2 separate regions of the Homo sapiens genome follow, and region 2 is linked to region 1. The links are chromatin loops, found by intact Hi-C in ENCODE. Cell type or tissue: mammary epithelial cell. All regions are shown on one strand. Links, peaks and the distances in the headings refer to the core of each region. The heading gives the core; the rest is flanking DNA.

The links. Peaks named below come from ENCODE experiments on the same cell type or tissue, not always from the same donor. Only the 100,000 strongest peaks of a DNase experiment are listed, where the experiment ranks them.
Region 2: a loop joins it to region 1, with 2.1 times the contacts of the local background. A loop is called at or near these places in 4 of 110 quality-filtered maps.

Annotation. Positions count from the first base shown.
Region 1 is chr3:155,062,211-155,070,745 of GRCh38, reverse strand. It overlaps a transcript of MME not described here. Among named protein-coding and RNA genes, the nearest start is that of MME, 14 kb to the left of the region's middle. In mammary epithelial cell, for the core only: no CTCF peak of the experiment used is centred there; a DNase peak (open chromatin) is centred at 5,005; H3K27ac peaks cover 330 bases.
Region 2 is chr3:155,014,268-155,022,772 of GRCh38, reverse strand. No RefSeq gene overlaps it. Among named protein-coding and RNA genes, the nearest start is that of MME, 62 kb to the left of the region's middle. In mammary epithelial cell, for the core only: no CTCF peak of the experiment used is centred there; a DNase peak (open chromatin) is centred at 3,682.

The DNA of each region.
Region 1 (8,535 bases), core at 336-8,335:
TGGGAAAGTATATGTCTTAACTTGAAAAAATCATATTCAAAATGTAATCAATTCCCAACTTCTCTTGGATCCTTAATGCTTCCAGGAAAAGTGCCAGGTGAAATAGAAATATCTAAATTTTAGACTTTTATGTTCCATGCTTTATTTATTTATGCTTTATACCGTACCAATCCTTTTGCAAAGATAAAGCTTATCTTGAACCCCATCATTCTTAATCCTTTTCATCAGCTGGTCATTCTTACCACAAGCATTCTTACCAAGTCAGATTATTGCATTTACCTAGATCCTTTAAGTCCAAGCAAAAAGAACACTTTTAAAAACTCATCCTGATCTGTTTATGCAGATGTATGTACATAGTGGCTTCTGGTGTATACTTTCATTATACTGTTTAAAATATCTCAAAGTCAAATCCTAAAGAAACGAACTGCTCCTTGTCACAAGATGCTTTTAATGTAAGAAATCTTTTCAAGTATAGTGATTTAGGATGTTATTTCACAAAAGCTTATTCAATGCACATTAATGCACCATAAATTTTAAAACTAGGCCAGAAAAATTAAAGAAATAAAAGTGTTAAGAGAGCCCATTTGACTAGTGCAATATTGTATATAATTGAAAAATAGCTCCAAAAACATTAAACAATATGATTGTCTTGCTTTTGTCTCAATCACACTAACTATATTCTTATAGGAGAGTTGTTGTCTGTTTGCATCGTCCACCTGTCTTATCTAGTGGTTATTGGTAGAGGCGGCAGTTACATTCCAAAAGGAAAACAATCTCTTCCTGTTCCCTCTGGTCATACCCATTTCCTGTTGCTTCTGGGGCTGGGTAGGGAGGCAGTTCTCAATAAGGTCCTTCTGCTGACGTTAACCAACATCACATGGACAAGGGCAAGGGAGTCACATTCTTGTTGAGTACTAGGATATTAAAATAGCTGAAGGTAATGGAGCCTATTCCTAGTCCATTAATCTGATGGTATTGCTTTTTACTCATTTGAAACCCAGTGAGTTTCTTCCTGCCTAGGAACTCAGGGTGATATTAATTTCTCCAGTCACTATTTAAGTAGGTGTTAATAAAATAAGAAGGGTTCTCCATAAAGTACAATGTTTCTCTTCCTGTAATATCATGAATAAATTGCTAAGGCAAAATTTCACATTATAACAAGGAATGATACGAATAATATTATTTGAAGGTGTCTCAAAGAAAAAGGGCCAGGTTAGTGCTCTTCAATTACTGGGATTTTCATCTTCCTTCCAAGTCATTCACTTGTGAGCTCAGTCATCCTGGGCCTTAACAAACCTCTCTCAACTCTGAGTTGCCACGAGCTGATCAATTCTTTCATCCCTCTCACTGAAAGCATCTTTAATTTTCTCTGTTATTTCTAGCCTGATGACATTTCTTAATCTTTAATACATCTATTTCTTGAACTTTCAGTTCTCTTAGCTTCTACAACATTGTACTGGTCTCTCCCTCCTCTTTGTCCTCCATTTGCCTACTAAATAAAGCATCATTTCTTCTCTTTTCATCTCTCTCTTTCTAGAATTTCTTCCTTGACTGTTTTTATCCATATCATTATTTCAGCTTTGATCTCATGGCAGACAACTCCCAAACCTACAAAAATTAGTCCAACATATTCCCCCCTTTTCCTTTCATTTGTAGAATGCTTCACAAACCCATGCTCTCGTGAAACCTATATACTTTACAGGCTCAGCCTTGTTCCAGTTCATCTAGGCTTGACACATCCCAGTGGCCTTCGATGAGTCCTTTATTATTCCCCAACAAACAATGAATTTACAAATCTCAGCATTATCAACTCCACAGGATCTCTTGAATCTTTTTCCCTACACTTTATTTCCAAAGCCAACATTAGGCAGCAGAAATTCTATTCTCTTATTTTCCCTGGATTATTATACTAACATTTTGAACATTATCCTTAGAAAGACACTATTTCATCTTTTCTTGATCTCAATTCATTGTTCACATTATTTCCTGGTCGATTAAATAGAAACTCAGAATATTTTACTCACTCAGATGTTCAAAAACTTTCAATAACTCTCTAGGTCTGCAAAATTCTGTATTTTCAGATTTTATGCCTGCTAAGCCTAATTTAATAAAACTTGTGCTACTTTAGCACATGCTATGCTAGGCCTGTTAGAATGTGAAATGTAGTTAAAAGTATAGAAACAAAAAAATGTAGCTGATATCATGACACCAGTGACACCGTGTCAGACCAGCCTAAAATATTCAAGTTTTGGGAGGAATTATTTTGGCTTCAACAGCTTTATTAATGCGTAATTGACATAACAATAAACTGCACATATTTAAGTGTATAATTTAATAAAATGTGACATTTATTATGTATATGCCCATGAAAGAGTCATCCAATCAAGATAATAAAGTTATCCGTCACCTTCTAAAAGTACCTCTTGTGCCTTGGTGATGTCTCCCTGCTGCTCTTCCCCACCTATCTCTTATTCTTAGGCAACCATTGATTGCCTCTCTGTTACTATACCGTTTGTATACTAGTTTGCATTTTCTAGAATTTTATATAGATGTAATTACACAGTATACACTCTTTTTTTGCCTTTTTACATTCAGCATAATTATGCTGATATTCATTCACATAGTAGCATTAGTTCATTCTTTTGTTTATTATTGAATAGTATTCCATTGAATGGATATCCCTTAGTTTGTTTATCAATTCCCTTGTTGATAGAAATTTGTTTAATTTATAGCTTGGGGCTATTACACATAAAGCTTCTGTGAAAATTCATTTTTAAGTCTTTACATGAACATATGCTTTCACTTTTCCTAGGTAAATATCTAGGAGTGCAATAGCCGAATCCTGTGGCAGTAATGTTTAACTATTTAACAAACTGCCAAACTATTTTCCAAAGTGGTTGTAGCATTTTTCACACCAGTACTGTATAAGCATTCCATTTGCCCTACATTCTTGTTAACTCTTGGTACAGTCAATCTTTTTAGTTTTAGCCATTGTAATTGGTGTATGATGGTGTATTATGGTCTTAATTTGCATTTCCTTAATGACTAATGATGTTAAGTGTCTTTTCATGTGTCTATTTGTTATCCATATATCTTTTTTGGTGAAGTGTTTGAAAGTATTTCAAAAGGAAAATAAGGGCCGGGCACAGTGGCTCATGCCTGTAATCCCAGCACTTTGGGAGGCCGAGGTGGGCAGATCACGAGGTCAGGAGTTCAAGACCAGCCTGACCAACACGGTGAAACCCTGTCTCCACTAAAAATACAAAAATTAGCCAGGCATGGTGGCACGCACCTGTAATCCCAGATACTCAGGAGGCTGAGGCAGGAGAATCGTTTGAACCTGGGAGGTGGAGTTTGCAGTGAGCCAAGATGGTGCCACTGCACTCCAGCCTGGGTGATGGAGTGAGACTCAGTCTCCCAAAAAAAAAAAAAAAAAAAAAAAAAAGGAAAATAAATTGCAAAAGCTAAATCTGTTATATAAATTTTTAAAACATACAAAAATCTATTTTATCTTTGAATGAGAGGTGTTTTTTTTTTTTTTTCAAATTGCCTGTGTTTTCTCCCAAATAATTGTTGGAATAATAACTACAAATAAAGTCTCTGGGAGAATCTTTTGCAAGCACAAGGAAAGCATAGCTTTCTTCAACATTATCTACATCCAGAAAATACATTATATGAATCCAACCTAAATATTCTGCCTTATTACTCATGGTTCCTTTATAGTCTCTAAATCGGTGAGTTCTAAAACATGCTATGCGTTCTAATGTTAGGAGGTGAGATGGTTGTAGGGGTATACAGAGTTATTATATAAGGATAAATCTCACTGTAAGAATGGTATTCTATTTTGACTTCTCTTTAGATTCACTTAGGTCAAGAAAAAAGTCTCATCTTGGAAATTATATTTGTGTAACATCTCTGTAGTAATAGCTGATCACTTTTCTCAACAGAGAGCAGTCCTTAGTCTCAGGCTTTCAGCAGATGAGAGTACCAAGCTAGAATTTTTTCATTGTACTTACTTTTTCAGTAAGTGACATAGATTTTCAATCAGTCATCCAGTGACAGCAATATAAAATGTCATTACACCATGTATTTTAGTTAAAGGAAGTGAGTTTATTGATAGAAAACACATTACATAAGTAATATTCAATTGATATTCAGATTCATCAAAAGTTATTACCATAATACACAAATGACTCAATTTGGGGAAAAATTATTTAATATTTAGCTCAATTACTTTCAAACGACGATACTCACTCCATGGAAAACTAGGGTTTACAAGGAGGTGCCTCCACTATTGGGTTGAGGAGATGGCAATGAGCAGGCAAGGAGAGAGTGAGCAAAGAAGTTTAAGGAAACCAGCCCTGGAATCAACTAGAGCAACTCATATTACTTATTTATAGAAAACAGGAAACTTCAAAAAAATACAAAGAGGGCAATAATCATGCATATTCACATCTGTGATTATTTCCTTTTACTGTATAGTCTTTCAATCTTTTTCTAAGCTCATACACATTTTTTAAATTACATTGTCATAATGTTACATACTTAAACTAGTACTATAAAATGCTAATTTTCTGTCATTAAATGCTCTTTAAAAATTAATTTGTGGACTGTAGAATATTTATTTAAACTGTAAACCTTAGCTTCATTTCTATATAAAATGAAAATTGGACTAGACGACATCTAGAATTGTCTTCCTGGTCTAATAGCCCTTCGCTCTGCTAAGTGAATAGTGAAACACTCCTGAATTACTTAAATAATTAAATCCCTGTCCTATTCACCCTGAAAGGCAGTTCATGGAACTGCCTATGTGAGAAGTAGCTCCACTGCACAGCAACTACAACAATTTGGAACATCAGTGTATATATCTACAACTTGAGTCCATATTTGAAAGCACTGTCTTTTATGACCACAGTGTCATATTATGTATGAAATGCTTCTAATTAGTCACCACCCTCTCACTTTACCTCAGCTCAGCCTGCTCTGGAGGGTGACTGACTGCCTGTCTATTTAAGGCACCTCCCAGGGCTCCACATGAGCATAAGTCATCTCACTCATGTTTTAAGTTAGGCAATCCAAAACTTAACCTTTGTGCTTGCTAAGAATTTATCATGCAACTTTTTTTGTTGTTATGTACTAGCAGATAAAGAGACAAAATTTCACCTTATTTATATAGATTTCAAGAAAAGTTAAAGATAACTATAAGCTGCTCTTTGTTGAAGGCTGAATGTGACTATATCCTGTTCCACTTTTCTGTAGCTCGTGCTGGGGGAGGTGTCTCCATTTGTCTTTATATCTGTAGTCTTTAGGACTTCAGGGAAGGGTAATTTATTCATTTTATTTCATAAATATTTTCTAAGTACACACATATGCTAGCCATTCTGGTAGGTCCTTAAGACATAGAGATAAATAGAATATTCCCTTTTCTTAAGTCTTAGTCTAGTAAGGGAGAGAGGAAGAGAGAGAAACAGTAGCTACAGCTATATGTGCCTTGATGAAAGAATGTCCAAAGTGGTTAGTTAAAAGAAACACACACTCACACACACACTTCAGAAATGAGACTGTCTTTGAGGAAAGTGCCAAAGGATACTTTACTGGGTTGAATAGAGTCCTTGCAAAATTCATGTCCTTCCTGCAACCACAGAATGTACTCTAATTTGGAAACAGGATTGTCACAGATGGAATTAGCTAAGAAAAGGTCATACTGGAGTAGGATGACCCTTATGCAGTATGACTGGTGTCCTTCTAAGATGAAGAGAAGACACACAGAAACAGAGACACTAATTTAGTCGGGGATAATATGGCCATGTGATAACAGAAGCAAAGATTGAGTGATGCACCTACAAGCCAAAGGACACCAAAGGTTGTTGACAAACACCAGAAGCTAGAAGAGTCAAGGAAGGATTCTCCCCTAGAAAATCTTAGAGCACAGCTCTGCCAGCACATTGATTTCAGACTTCTAATCTCCGGACTGGTGAGGCAATATATTTTTCTTGTTCTAAGCACCAGTTGCACTTTGTTGCAGTATCCCTGGAAAATTAAGAACATATCTAGGAGCTCATTAAGTAGATTGAGGGGAAAGATTTTCCAAGTGAAGGTAACAGTATGTTCAAAGGCATGCAGGAGTGAAAGAGTATTCAGAAGAGTCTCATCAACATAATTGAGTTACCTAAATACAATGTGATATGTGCAGTTTAATAAATAACATACACACAAACAGTGTGTGATAGTCCTCATTATTTCACACATTTCGTATATGCCTCAGAATCAACAAGAGAAATGAAACAAACCTTTTTTCCTTAGCCTCACTTAATGAATCTCCCAATCTCTGACTTTGCGGCTGCATGGCCGTCTTCTCTTGTGCCTTCATTATTGAATATTTTGCAAATCAGAGGGTTAGAACAGTGCTTACATATATACATATATTTGTTATATTATATATGTATAATTTTTTTTTGAGACAGAGTCTCACTCTGTTGCCCAGGCTGAAGTACAGTGGCAGGATCTCGGCTCACTGCAACCTCCACCTCCCAGGTTCAAGCGATTCTCCTGTCTCAGCCTCCCGACTACCTGGGATTACAGGTGCCTGCCCCATGCCCGGCTAATTTTTGCATTTTTAGTAGAGACAGAGTTTGCCATGTTGGCCAGGCTGGTCTCTAACTCCTGACCTCAGGTGATCCACTCACCTCGGCCTCCCAAAGTGCTGAGATTACAGGCATGAGCCACCATGCTGGGCCTTCTCTTTCACTTCTTATGAGGATTAGTCCTATCAGATTAAACTACCACCCATACCACCACATTTAACCTTGATTACCTCTGTAAAGCCCCCATCTCCCAAATACAGTCACATTGAGAGTTAGGGCTTCAACATATGAATTTGAGGGCAAAACAGTTCAGTTCATAACAGCTTGCTTTTTCCCATTACCAAGAGACCATATAAACCCTTTCTTCCCCTATATGCAGGCATCTTTTTGGGAAAAGGTGCAGAGGAGGAAAAGGCTCATTTGGGGGAAGAAAGCAATGGTATATATAATATAATATAATATAATATAATATAATATAATATAATATAATATATAATATGTTATATAATCAAATATAATATATAATCAAATATAATATATTATATATTATATAATCAAATATAATATATTTATTATATATATTAATAAAATATATTATATTTATTAAATAAATATATTATTTAAATATATATTTTTAATATATATATTTAAATATATATATTTAAATATATATATATAAAATAATAAAAATATATTTATTAAATAAATATATTAAATAAAAATATATAATATTTTTATTATGAATAAAATATAAAATATAAAATATATATGAAATATATATTTATATATAAATATATATAAATATAATATACATTATATAATTATATATTTATATATATTATAAATGATATATTATATCTTTATATAATATGTATATATTATAATATATAAATAATATACATTATATGTATATTATTATATAATATATAATAATATACATATGTATATTATTATATAATATATAAATAATATATATTACAAAGTATATAATATATATAATTATACAACATAAATATATAACATAATTATATAACATAAATATATAACATATATTTATATAATTAATAAGGTCATTAATTACATATTTAGTTTTGACGTAGTTCTTTCCTTTCTTTTTTTTTTTTTTTTTGAGATGGAGTCTCAGTCTGTCCCAAGCTGGAGTGCAGTGGCACTATCTCGGCTCACTGCAACCTCCACCTCCCGGGTTCAGTGATTCTCCTGCCTCAGCCTTCCGAGTAGCTGGGATTACAGGCATGTGCCACCATGCCCAGCTAATTTTTGTATTTTTAGTAGAGACAGGGTTTCACCATGTTGGCCAGGGTGGTCTCGAACTCCTGACCTTGTGATCCGTGGGCCTCGGATAACAGGTGTGAGCCACTGCGCCCAGTCAATTCTTTCCTTTTTAAAGTTTCCATTTGTGTGTCAATATTTTCAAGCTTGTCTTTTATGTCTCAGAACATAATAAACATAATTATTTTAAAATATATTTCTAATAATATCATTACTTCTGGATACTTGCCTGGTTCTATTGCCTATTGTTTCCCCAAAGTTTTGTTTCTGTTCTTTTTTATTCTCATGTGCCTTGTTATTTTTGACTGAATGTTGGAAATTGTATGTAAAATATTGTGAAATAATTCTAAGTTTAGTTTGATATTATATTTCTTCACAGAGCATTACATTTGCCTCTTGTTGGTAATGAAGGAAGAACAATCTTGAACTCATAGAACTAAAAATAAGGCTGGTAGCTGAATTTCCAACAGGAAGAATGAATGTCCAAAGACAATAAAAAGATAGCCTTTAAAGCTTTGAAAAAATATGTTTTTGAAGGATAAAGATAAACTAAATAGCATTTGTTAGCAACAGATCCAAACCAAGAGAAATATTAAGGGGTATTCTTGCAGATAGAAAAGAATGCAGGTGAAATTTCAGAAAGAACAATGCAAAGGTAAGT
Region 2 (8,505 bases), core at 506-8,505, 48 kb after region 1:
TGTTCTTGTCTCGGTGTCCTCTGAAGTTGTAAACTCACTGCACAGCACACTCACTTCCACAAATAAAAGTTTGAATGGTCTTTGGAAGAGGGCTTTTCTTTGTTGCTACTTCCAGCCCTGGCTCATCAGCCAGACCACCTCAACTCCAAGTTCAGTTACACATTTCCCTAAAGAACATGTTCGTTTTCTTTGCTTTAGCTCTGCTCTCTTTCCCAAGCTTCTTTACAACCTGAAGCCTAGATGCTGAGAGAAGGCAGAGAATAGTCCACTTTCTGTGATCCTGACCTTTTCTATCAGCAGTCTTCAGCAAATCTCTCTCAAGAATTTCCTGGTATAACATACTTTATGGTAGTAGTTTCACTCTTTTATGTTTATTTTTAATCTAAGGCATTTTTTAAAAGAAAAAATCTTATCCAGAAACTAAAAATATTGAAGATGTAAAACTGAGGGGCAGATATGGATTTGGGGGCTGAAGTCTGTATTTGACTCCTTCCCTGATTTGTAAGGCTCCATGGAAAAGACTCTGTGCTTTGGCCTGAATGTTTCTGTCCCTCAAATATTCATATGTTGAAATTCTAACTCCTAAGATGTTCATATTAGGAGGTGGGACCTTTAGTAGGTAATAAGGTCATGAGTGTAGAGCCCTGATTGTTGAGATTAGTGCCTGCTATGGTCTAAATATTTGTGCCCCCCGCCCCAACCTCCAAGTTTATATGTTGAAATGCCAGCCCTCAAGATGATGGTATTGGGAGGTGGGGCTTTGGGGATGATATTGAGAAGTGGGGTCTTTGTGAGACTTAACTCTCATAATTGGGATTAGTACCCTTATAAAAGAGAACCCAGAGAACTGCCTCCCTCTTTTCACCATGTGAAGACACAGTGAGAAGTCATCATTTATGAACCAGAAAATGAGCCTTCATGAGACATCGAATCTGCCAGAGCCTTGATCTTTAACTTCCCAGCCTCCAGAAGTGTGCGATGAAAATTTCTGTTGTTTATATGCTACCCAGTTTCAGGCATTTTGTGATAGGAACCCAAAGGGACTAAGGCAGTGCCCTTATAAGAAGAGAGATGTGAGAGCTGTCAGGCCTCTGAGCCCAAGCTAAGCTATCATATCCCCTGTGACCTGCACGTATACATCCAGATGGCCTGAAGCAACTGGAGATCCACAAAATAAGTGAAAATAGCCTTAACTGATGACATTCCACCATTGTGATTTGTTCCTGCCCCACCCTAACTGATATGATATATTCTTGCCCGCCCTTAAGAAGTTACTTTGTAATATTCTCACTGCCCTTGAGAATGTACTTTGTATGCCTATCCCAAACCTGTAAGAACTAATGATAATCCCACCACCCTTTGCTGACTCCTTTTTCGGACTCAGCCCACCTGCACCCAGGTGAAATAAACAGCCTTGTTGCTCACACAAAGCCTGTTGGTGGTCTCGTCACACGGATGCATGTGACAAGAGCTTGCTTCCTCTCCTTCTACTCTCCACCATGTGAGCGTAGAATGAAAAGATGGCAGTCACTGGATCCATAGGCACTTTGATCTTGGACTTCTCAGGCTCCAGAACTGTGATAAATAAATTTTAATTGTTTAAGCCACCCAGCCTATGATACTCAGCCAGTTATAGTAGCCCGAACTGGCTGAGACACCTCGAAAAACACTATTTGAAGTGGGGTGTCTTAGCATGCACCCTGTTTTTTGTTTTGTTTTGTTTTTTTGAGACAGAGTCTCGCTCTGTCGTACAGGCTGGAGTGCAGTGGCACGATTTCAGCTCACTGCAGCCTCTGCCTCTGAGGTTCAAGTGATTATCCTGCCTCAGCCTCCCCAGTAGCTGGGATTACAGGCATGTGCCACCATGCCTGGCTAATTTTTATTTTTAGTAGAGACGAGGTTTCACCATGTTGGCCAAGCTAGTTTCAAACTCCTGACCTCAGGTGATCTGCCTGTCTCGGCCTCCCAAAGTGCTGGGATTACAGGCGTAAGCCCACTCCCAGCCACACCTTGTTAAGCTAATTTAAAGTCTCCTTTTCTCCCTCCCTCCTTCTCTATCTCTTCTCCTTCCCTCTCTCCTTCTCCCTCTCTTTCTCTCTCACTCTTTCTTTTTCCATATAGCTCCAGTTTTATTTTAAAGCCCGAATACTTTCTCTCCAGGTTATTCTGAAAACATTTTTTCTTATTTTTCTCTTCATTAACTTTTCCTTTGGCACTCTATAAAAGCCGTGATCTTACTGAGTTCAGAACATTTTTCTGTATACTTTTTTTTTTTTTAAGACAGAGTTTCATTCTGTCACCCGGGCTGGAGTGCAGTGGCGTGATCTTGGCTTACCACAACATCTGCCTCCTGGGTTCAAGCGATTCTCCTGCCTCAGCCTCCTGAGTAGCTGGGATTACAGGTGTGCACCACCATGCCCGCCTAATTTTTGTATTTTTAGTAGAGATGGGGTTTCACCATGTTGGGCAGGCTGGTCTCAAACTCCTGAACTCATGATCTGCCTGCCTTGGCCTTCAAAATGCTGGGATTACAGGCATGAGCCACCACTCCCGGCCTCTCTGTATTACTTTCAACAAGCATTTACTGAGTACTTATGTTCCAGGCACTGGAAAAACAACCAAATGAACAAAAATTCCTGCCCCCATGGAATTCTCATTCAAGTGGGGCAAAACAGACAGTAAACAAAATAAATAAATAATGAAGTAGAAAGTCTTAAGTATTACAGAACAAAGTAAACTAGGAGGGTAAATAGAAAGCATGTGAGTGGGTGGTTTCAGCTATAAATTGTGTACCTTGAAGAAGGTGAACAGTGGGTAATATCTTGAGGATGAGCAGCTCAGGGACAAAGGCCCCTGGGTGACTATGCCTCTGGCATTTGGCATGTTGGAGGAACAGCAAAAGGCAGAGTGGATGAAGGGGTGTAAATAAAGCTGAGAGTAGGAAATGAGTTTGAAGAGACACAGAGAGGCCAATCTTGCAGGGCCTTGTAAACTGTTACAAGGACCTTGGCATTTGCTCTGAGAGAGAATGGGAGTCATTGGAGAGTTATGCTAACTACAAGCTCTGGTTTATATTCTTCAAGGATTACTTGGCTGCAGGGTGTGAAGAGACTGAAGCAGGGCAAAGGTGAAAGCGGGGAAACCTTTTGAAGAGGCCTTTACTTTAGGAAGTCCTTAACTCATAAACTTACCTCAGCCAATACATTGTTGGTCTCTTACTGTTTCCAGGCATTGGGTTAGGCATTAGGGAGATGATAGTCAAAAGACTCGGTAATTATTTTATTTGTTTCTGTCCACACCAAGACTTTTTTTGTTTTTTGGGTTTTTATGGTTTGTTTGTTTTGTTTTGTTTTTTTGCTAGTTTACCAGACTATATAAAAATGTGTGGCTTACAGTTGACATTCCTGTTATTCTACTTCCAGGGAATGGACATTTAACATTATCTATTCTTATTTTAATTAAGACATCTTTGAATACATTCAATTGCTCTGAAAAAATCTGCCCGTATCTCTAAGGCAATGCAATTTTCTGAAATTTTACCATGGTGTCTTATTGAGATTGCACAAGGTTATCTGCTCTAACAGTTTAGATAATATCATCCCAGAAAAAAGACATCCAGTTGCCGTACACATGGTTGCAAGGTGGTGATTCACTGATTAGCAAAACATATCAAGTTCCTGCTTGACACCCAGGGAAGGAGGTGTAACTTAGGGAAAACACTGCAAAACAGGAAGTCATCAGACTTAGGTTTGCATCCTCCTCAATTACTCAACTATTCACTGTGACTTTGAATTTACCACATGTAATCCTTACCTTCTTTGAGCCTTAGCTTCATCCTCTGTCAAATGGACATGGTAAGAGTTCCTGAGCCTCCTCTCTCGGGAATCTGAGGAGATGAAGTGAGCTGAAGCAGTGTGGGTCTGTGCTCTGTAAAGTACTCAGTGCAAGACTGCTGTCATTCTTTGCCAAATACCGCCAACCTCTGAGTGAAATTGTTCTTGGAATCTCCCAACTTCTTGAGCATTGTGTGTTGAGGTATAGGATTTCTTAAATGTTTTCTTACATGTCGGACTCCAGAATCTCTCTCCAATTTGATTCTGACATCAGTAAGAGTACTGACTCTGGTTTTCACTCCTGTCTAGTGATGAGGTTGAGTGGGTCTCTGCAGGGTTAGACCAGGCTATTCTAGCCAAGCTCACCAAATCGCTGAAAGGCCAGGAAAACCCTGGAGGGAGACACTAACACTGTTAACAATTCCTGTGGAGATCCTAAAAACTGCCTTCACAATTCTCTTATATGTCCATAATTTTCCCTGATGGAAACATGGTTTATATGTGCAGAAGACAAGGCCACATCAAGAGAGTGAGGTTTTTTGTTGTTGTCATTTTGTTTTGTTTTGTTTTTGACAGAATCTTGCTCTGTCACCCAGGCTGGAGTGCAGTGGTGCGATCTCGGCTCACTGCAACCTCCACCTCCCAGGTTCAAGCAATTCTCCTGCCTCAGCCTCCGGAGTAGCTGAGACTACAGGCACTCTTTATCATACCTGGCTAATTTTTGTATTTTTAGTAGAGAAAGGGTTTCACCATGTTGGCCAGGCTGGCCTTGATGTCATGATGTCAGGTGAGCCACCCACCTTGGCCTTCCAAAGTGTTGGGATTACAGGCATGAGCTACTGCACTCAGCCAATAGTGAGGTCTTTAACTGTGCTTCCACCAAGAAGAGGGACATGTACCAGTGAGCATTATCCTCCCCATTTGTTGCTGTAAAATTTTTGAGAATTGTTACTTTGTGCTATGCAGTGAATAGTAGTTTGATTCCTAGATACTGATCTCTATTTTTCCTGGCCTTTAGTCTCCTATAAGTCAAAAGAATCAAATTAATTAATCTAACAAGTGTTTATTAGGCACCCATTGGGAGCATATGATTATGTCATACTAGAGGTGATACCAGGAATTCTGGGATGCTGGTTTATAAGTGACTAGCTATTAATAAATTTCTTTTTCAGGTATCATAAGGAAGGAAGAATAAATTATGAAAATATTGTAGTATAAAAAAATGAACATATCTACTAGGAGGATTCATGAAGACTTATAAGCATTGATTCATGTAATTAAAATTATGATGACTATTTAAAGTCTGTTTAGAAGAAGTATATGTTGATTATTATATTGAAAGTATAAAATATTTTTAAATGATGCTAAAATGTTATTTGATAAAGTCTATATTAATATAAAGAAGACTTAGAATATATATGCTATAAGCCTGGTGCAGTGGCTCATACCTATAATCCCAGCACTTTGGGAGACTGAGGCAGGAGGATATCTTGAGCCCAAGAGTTCGAGATCAGCCCTGGTCAACATAACAAGACTCCATCTTTACTAAAATGCAATTTTTAAATAAATAAAATTTTAAAAATAAATAAGATAAAAAGTAATAATTTTTTAAAAGATTACATATGTTATGGACTGATTCTGTCTCCCTAAAACTCAATGTGTTGAAGACCTAACCCCCAGTAACTCAGAATGTGACTGTATTTGTAGATAGGGACTTTGAAGAGGTAAAAAGAGGTAATACGGTTGGTCCCTAATCCAATATGACTGGTGTCCTTATAACAAGAGAAAATTTGGACACACAGAAAAATACGAGGGGTAAGGGTGCTCTGAGGGATGGCCATATGAAGAGCATCCACAAGTCAAGGAGAGAGGTGTCAGGGGAAACCAGCCCTGCTGGCACCTTGATCTTGGACTTCAGAACTGTGAGAACAAATTTCAATTGTTAGAGCCACTCATTCTGTGGTATTTTGTTACAGCAGTCCTAGCAAACTAATACAATATAGCAAGAAAAAGCAGCAACTTGGATGACAAAAAATTAAGGTATTGAGGGTAACAAATGGAATGTGATTAAAGGAGAAAAAAACCCCGATATATATAATATGCTTATTCTGCTCACTAAGAAGTATACACATCTTGAAACCCAGTACCCAAGAATATATCAATATGTAAAGAGAGAATGTAATTAAAACGTTTTGATTGTTGAATTTAGAAAGTAGCTACATGGAACAATAAAGGTCATTAAGTATAACCCAGTTTCACAAAGGAGACTCAGAGAAGTTAAGCTATTTAAGCAGTGCCACTCAGCAAGCAAAGGGGAGGACTCGGGCCAGACTCCCTCATCTTCTGACTTTAGGTTCAGGGATGCTGCACTGAACAGCTTTTCTGCTGGTTTAAACTGTGCTACAGGTTTGTTCCAATTAGCATGATGGCACACTTTCATTTACTGGGGAGTTGTATTTAGCTTATGCCCATCTTTTGGAATCATTTTCACTGAAACAACAACAAAAGAAGCAATGAACCCTATCATAGCAGTTTTACTCTGTGTGGGTGGCTTTCTGAAGGGCTTTGTCTATTTGCACTGTAAGGAAATCAAACACATAAGCCAGATGATAGGAATACTTTTCACCTACAGGAATTTGCTTAACTATTCATATTAAAGGACTTCTTAAAGTGCAGAAACAAACACAGCTACACCCACTTTACTTATACCTTCAGCCTGCCTTACAAAGTGGATGAGGGTGAACCTTTGTTTGAAACAATTACTTAAATATGTGTGTGTGAGGGAGTAGGATTTGCAAATCAAATCACATAGTTCAGCTAAATATAGCCTTTGTCAGGAGAAATAACTTGTAAGCAAATAAAAACTAACAATTGGAATCCAGTGTAGACCACAATATGGAAATAATGTCTACTTCTCAGAGAATTTCAGACTATAACCATTGTACATCAATCCAGACAGACCCAGTGATGGATAACCCTTGCAAGAAATCACCACTGTAGAGAACAAAAGGAAGTACTGTTCTACTTCATAATGTGGTTTTGAAAAACGAAAAAAACAACGTAAACTTATTGAGCCTCAAGGACTTTGGGGTACAACCTAGAAACAAGAGAGTTTACTGTTTTGTGAAGGACCAAACCATACTTACTGAATCCAATATGACAGATAAAAAGTAGCTGACATTGTCTTTCTGGTCAAGGATAATATTGCTTATACAACTGCCTGTGTGGATGAATGTATATAAAGTATCCAGTGTGAACCCCAAATATCTGAGACAGGTCTCAGTCAATTTAGGATGTTTATTTTGCCAAAAAGTAAAGGACATACGCCTGTGATACAGCCTCAGGAGGTCCTGACGACATGTGCTCAAGGTGGTTGGGGCACAGCTTGGTTTTATACATTTTAGGAAGACATGAAACACCAATCAATATAGGCAAGGTATATGTTGGCTCCATCTGGAAAGGCAGGAAACTTGAAGTCGGTCAGGCGTTTCTAGGTCATAGGTAAGTAAGAGACAAACAGTTGCATTCTTCTGAGTTTCTTCTTTTTTTTCTTTTAAGAATTATTTTTATTTTTATTTCAATAGTTTTGGGGGTGCAGGTGGCTTTTGATTCCATGGATAAGTTCTCTAATGCTGGTTTCTGAGATTCTGGTTCACCCATCACCTGAGCAGTGTACCGTGTACCCATCTTTTGAGTTTCTAATTAGTCTTTCCAAAGGAGACCACACACATGCATTTATCTCAGTGAACAGAGGGATGACTTTGAGTTTTGTCTGTCCTTTGTCCAGAAGGAAATTTCTTGTGAGGGAGGTATGTGGCTTTTTTTTTTATTTTAGTGGCTATCTATTTTAGGCATGGATAATCTAGGAGGCAGGTTTGCCCTACGTAGTTCCCAGCTTGACTTTTCTCTTTGGCTAAGTGATTTGAGTGTCCCAGAATTTATTTTCCTTTCACTCCAATATGCATCCCATTTCACTTTATACCTTTTGTACTTATCAATGTTTCTAGGTAGGGGCAAATCCCCATTTTGTAAATCATGTTACTCTTGGCAGTCATGTTTTTTTCTTCAGATCCCAGTATCTTGCCTAAAGTTAACTCTATCTTTCAGTATTTTGAATTTAGTTCAAATAAAAAATTTTCTCAGCCGGGCGCAATGTCTCACGCCTATGGTGAAACCCCGTCTCTACTAAAAATACAAAAATTACCCGGGCATGGTGGCACATGCCTGTAATTCTAGCTACTTGGGAGGCTGAGGCAAGAGTGAAACTCTGTCTCAAAAAAAAAAAATTCTCAATTTTATGTACATATCTCTATCACTTATACCTGCATGCATTAGTACTGCTTGGTATTTTGCTATCTTTCTATGTGGATATTTGTATTTAATTTGCTCCTTATAAGTCATTTTGGATTTTTCATTGATATCAAACATTAAATATTGGCAGGGAAACACATAATACTATGATAAATTAATATTTTCACAAAACTCTGATAATCAATATTTTCCTGTTTGAAAATAAATGTTTTCAGTTTGGGCAGAAGAAAGTATCATAGGTCACCTGCTATGCTGGCTACACTGGCTGGGTTAGTCCATATATAATTGTGTATATTCTCATTAAACTACATTAACTGTGTGGCCAATAATTACAGCAGACCAACAAATGCAATATGAACTT